2 separate regions of the Homo sapiens genome follow, and region 2 is linked to region 1. A link is an interaction called in ENCODE POLR2A ChIA-PET data of the cell type or tissue named here. Cell type or tissue: MCF 10A. All regions are shown on one strand. Region 1 overlaps NEDD4L (NEDD4 like E3 ubiquitin protein ligase). Region 2 overlaps NEDD4L (NEDD4 like E3 ubiquitin protein ligase).

Region 1 (2,500 bases):
AGGAATACAAGGTGAACTTTAATTCTTGTGGGAATCTAGTAAGATGGAAGTCAAGAAGAGAGGAAGAAATGCTTTTTATTTAGTTAAGAGGAAGTAAACATCTGTATTAGTTACAGATGTTATGCCTTAACCTTTTTCATTCCTATTGTTTTTATGAAAATTTGCCTTTTTAAGTTAAATGAAGGTTTTCTGGAGTCCTGTATTGCAACTAAATGTTGATTTAAAACGACACATTTGGGACATTTTCTTGGCACTGTGGAATATAATGAAAAGATATAAAATGAAGGCAGGTATGAAATTATATGAATTCTGCTACTTGAGTGTAGAAGTTTTATTCCAAAGTGGTTTGTTTGGTGGATGTGGTGATGGTGGGGGGCTCTATGTACTTATTAAGGCAAGTGATGGGACAGGAGCTTTTGTGGTCTTGACGGTTCTGTTGGGATGGGAGGGTTGTTTGGGATTTTTATGTTTCATTCCAGGCAATGTTTATTTTTTCAGCCTGTACTTCTTAGGGTTTTACCAAGTCAGTTTTCATGTGAAGCCATTTTCATATCGTTTCTTTCACCTTGATGGAAATCTTTTCCTTCTTATGTGCTTTGAGTTAAATATGATGTAGTGTGCTAGTAACATAGACGGGGCTTTCCTTTCTACAGGTGGGCTTGAAGTGAGCCTGCCACTCGCTCACCTTGAATCACGGAGGTTTCAGAGGCCGTTGGCCTTCAGGGCAATGGCAGAAGCACATGTTCTCTGCTGTTTTCTGAGTCTATCTTGACTGCGTTCCCAGTGGCCCAGAATTCCCCAAGGGTCACTCGACACACCCTCGTCTACAGTAAATATTTGTGCTTCCTCTGTGCCTGGCCAGGTTTTCTCAGTACCCAGGAGCACAGGTGGGCAGTGGGATGTGGGCAGGCGGTACCCAGATTCCCTCCCACAGGGGCCACAGGGAGGACTTGGGCGCTTCCTGCCAAGAGCCCCCTGCCCTTCAGACTAAGTGGAAATAGAGATCCGGGAGTCCAGTGGACTCAGTGGAGTTCCGTAGAATACATGGAAAACGCACCGCTTTCAGTGATGTAAGCTGTCTTGTTCACTTCACGATTACTCATCTGGCCTGCAGCAGGCAAGAGGATCACATGCAATTATAAACAGCCTCCTCTGACTAAGGTCAGTGACTGGAAACCCTGTCACGTTATCAGAGGTCATTTGGTCATAGATTCTTGGGCAGAAGCCATTGAGAGTCCTGGGGGTGTGATCTTTGAGCCTTTGCCAGTGCTGGGGTTTGACTCCTTTTAGCTCAATTAACTGGGTCCAGGAGTTTATTTTGGCCGAGATCTGCCATGCTGAGTTGACAGGCTTGACACTGGAAGGAAGTCTCTAACTTCATTAGAGGAAATGGCGTGGCAGGCTTTAAGGCATTTTGATATACTCCACTTTTTCTCTCTTGCCCTGTTTTGTTGAGGTTTTCAGGGCCATAACTGTACCTGAGGTTAATCAGTGAGTGATCTATCTGAAAGGAATTTGTTCTCTTTGGGCACCGTCCTGTGTGGTATTATATTTGTATAACTATTTAGCTTAACTCATTCAAAAGGCTATTTAAGTCACTTGTCCTGTTCATTACTTGAAAACAAGTTGTCTTCTCTTTATTCTTTTAGTCAGTTACCAAATATTTCCTAAGTGTCTCTTGTGCTAGACATTGAGGGGCACTCCTTCTCCCTTTCACTTGTCTGTTTTTGTTGAGCTACATTTTTTCCTTAAGTCAGATTGTTCTTTTCCTGTTACTTTTGTTTTCACTTGATTTGTTTATTTATATTTAAATATGTACTTTAACAGTCTTGAAGCATTGGTCTGAATGAGGATGGTGATCAGATTGGGAAAATGCCCCTTAATTTTGGTTTAAAAAAATTTATTTTCTTTAAATTATTTGTTTATTGATAGGGGCCACCCACTCCAGGTGAGTGGTTTCTCTGTGTGTATGGCAGAGGAATGCTCTGTGTCTGGAAAAAAAAGTCACTTAGCTTGAAATATTATGAAAGCTGAAGAGTACAAATGTCAGAGAGAAAGGGGTATTGGGGGGGAAGAGAATGAGAAGACAAGACACAGTCAGGGCCCTGTCACCCGTGTGGAACTGCAGGTCCCTGGAGAGATGATGCATTTATCCCTTTTTAGAGATATTGCCATTAAAAGTTGATCTTGAGCATGACACAGAACTGAAAGCTTTGATGACAAAGCCAGCATCTCAGTTTAGCAATAACCAGGTTAGGGAAAAAACCCCAGAAACTCAACAGTGAGATTCAGCTCAGCAATGTGGGCGGGGAACCCACTGTCCCGCCTTGGGCAGGGAGCAGCCCCAGCCGCTTCATCTGCCTGATGCTGGGTTTTATCCGCTTCACAATTAAATTTCCTTTTTGTTATGCTTGCGCACATCTATATTTGGCTTTGCTTCTTATTTTTTAAGAAAGGGGAGAAGTGTGGGCAAGGTAAAATACAGCTTGCAAGCTCCCAA
Region 2 (2,500 bases), 63 kb after region 1:
TGTCATACCTTAAGTTCTTATTTAGATGCATTTCAGAATATTAGAGCATTTTGCAAGTAGATGCACGTTCTTACCCAGTGTCAGTGTTTATAGACAGACACTCACCATGGGTATATTTAAGTCTAGGGTGGTAAAGAATATAAATGTCATTTATTAAAACCTGAACATAGCCAACTATGAATTATTTGTGTTAATGTAAACGTCGAATGAGCACTGCAAACATTTGATGTTTGAATATTTGCCTGTAGAAGTGCAGTACTATGTTCTATAGAATATAAGTAGATGCCACCCCAGTCCTCAAGGTTTCAGTGAGGTCATCATTGTATCAATAAAGGTGCCAATTTAAGATGCTAACTGGACATTGGAAAAAATTTGTTGTCCTATTCTGAAGGATGAGTCTTATATAAAGTGTTTTTAAAATACTTTATTGAAACTGCCATGTTCTTTTCAATTTTGGTAGCTCCCCTGCATTTAATTTAGTCATAAGCGTCTGTATTAATGGGTGTGTTCAATATGAAGGCATCCTGTGAAGACAATAAATTATATTATACTTATCTAGTCTGCACTCTTTATCATGTTGATAAAATGGCCCTTACCAGTAAAAAAACTGTTTCAGAATGTGTAAGAGTAAGTCTGTCTCAGCTGACTGAGGGCTTCATCATGTTCATGATAATCCCAGCAGCTTGAAATGTCAAACTGGTAGCTGATCCATAGCACACAGTAGTGCTAATTGAGATAGGTTGGTGTGGATAATTGAATTTAATTGAATATTAAACACCAGTAAGTGCTATGCTAGATGTTGGGACCACAGTGATGAAGATGACATTATCCTGACCCGGGAGGCGCTCCTTATGTGCATAAACTGCATTTGGAAATTTTCATGATTTGAGAGTCATCTATGGTTGCCAGTAGAGATTTTCCCAGAAGGCCAAGGATATATGGGGACATTTGACTGTTCTTTGACCATAATTATATAACTTTTTATTTGCCCAGAATGAACAACTGCAGGGTAACATTTATACAAAAGGAATTTAGTGTGCTTAGAGTGCTGATAATACTTGAGAAACTAGGAGAGCTGTTTTAAAGCACTTCTTTTTCTTTTTTTTTTTTTTGTTTTTTTCTGGGCTGTTAGAATTTGACATTGTTCAACTTTAACTTTGTCCTCATTGAACTTTATCCTGCTAAGGAGCTAAAAGGTCCATATGATCAAAAAGGCAGCTCTCAACCCAGCACGAAATTCCAGGCTCATTCATTTCTGTTTACCTACTGCCAAATAAGTCAGACAACTGCATACTTGCTTTACAGACGAATAGAGGACAGCATGTTGTTCAATAATTGTAGTTTAAAAAGTATATGTAAGATACATCCACAAGAAGAAAGATAGAGGGAGCATACCGTTTGTCTTCTAGTATAGGCTCCCTGCCCATGGAGATCACAGAGTAGAATTATGATGGGTGCCTTAGAGACCAGCCTCCCTCAGGATCATGAGTTCACCTCGGCACCACAGCTCTGGGCAACGTGGAATTAGACAAATTAAAGTAGTTAAGTTCTGACTTCATAGAACAGAATCTAAACTTTTGTTCATACTGCTTTTGTGTTCTTGGGCCATCTGAAAACCTTTTCTGTGTAAATATTCCTGCAATATGCGGTCTTACAGAGGTCTTATCACGCATATTTCCCTTTGCTTCCTTATGTATCGTATTTTTTCAAGAAGAAGACATTCAACTTTAGAGACAATGGAATCATTGTGTTGTGGCTTTAATTCAGGTCATTGTCCTTTTGTGAGTTGCACGTGTGCGCGAGCCTGTGTGTTTTGCTTGGAGGAATAGTGAATAAGCAAGGAGCAGAGTCCATTTGCTTTTTCTAACAGAGGGTGGGGCAGATTCTCTCACAACCATTAAAGAAAAAAATAAGATACCAGCAATAATGATAATCAGTCATGCATATGTAATCGTGTGTAGTTCATACTTCAGATTCATATACAGCTGAGCATGATCTTGAATGTTACAGGAAGCAAGCTTGAAAGTCAAGTTACAGTAGAACTTTGCTAATTCATGCCTGACTAATTTGCCCACCCAGTAGTTCCTACTGAAATCTTGCCATTCCTCTACCAACTTTCAGAAAAATTTGATAGCAGGCTGTGGAGAAGGCTCATGTTACTTCTTATGTCAAGGTGTAAACAAAAAAGAGAGCACAAAATACATCCATCAGACCACATGAAGTGAAGAGAGAGAAAACATCTGCTGAAAGCCGGATTCTCTGTTTTTTTCCTGCTTTTTAAATGTAATCTGTCTTTGTTTATGCATGCCCTAGAAACATGCATAAGTAACCCTGAGTAGTCTCTTAGTTTAAGAAAACCTACTATAAAATTTCTTGTTGTAAAATAAAATTCTAAAAGGAATAAGTTGTGGACATATAAGTATCAGACAGTTTATGTAAGACTTTACATAGGATGCAAGGTAGGCTGTAATATGATTTGGTAATTGTTTTATGGGGGAAT

The links. Peaks named below come from ENCODE experiments on the same cell type or tissue, not always from the same donor. Only the 100,000 strongest peaks of a DNase experiment are listed, where the experiment ranks them.
Region 2: POLR2A ChIA-PET joins it to region 1 with 118 read pairs; 5 of 35 experiments call an interaction of 5 or more read pairs at or near these places.

What each region holds. Positions count from the first base shown.
Region 1 is chr18:58,223,074-58,225,573 of GRCh38, forward strand. The region is part of intron 2 of NEDD4L (NEDD4 like E3 ubiquitin protein ligase); the gene reads left to right. Among named protein-coding and RNA genes, the nearest start is that of NEDD4L, 180 kb to the left of the region's middle. RefSeq lists enhancers at 264-857, 2,077-2,176. In MCF 10A, no CTCF peak of the experiment used is centred here; DNase peaks (open chromatin) are centred at 788 and 1,168.
Region 2 is chr18:58,285,997-58,288,496 of GRCh38, forward strand. All of the region lies in intron 5 of NEDD4L (NEDD4 like E3 ubiquitin protein ligase), which reads left to right. Among named protein-coding and RNA genes, the nearest start is that of MIR122HG, 160 kb to the right of the region's middle. In MCF 10A, no CTCF peak of the experiment used is centred here; no DNase peak of the experiment used is centred here.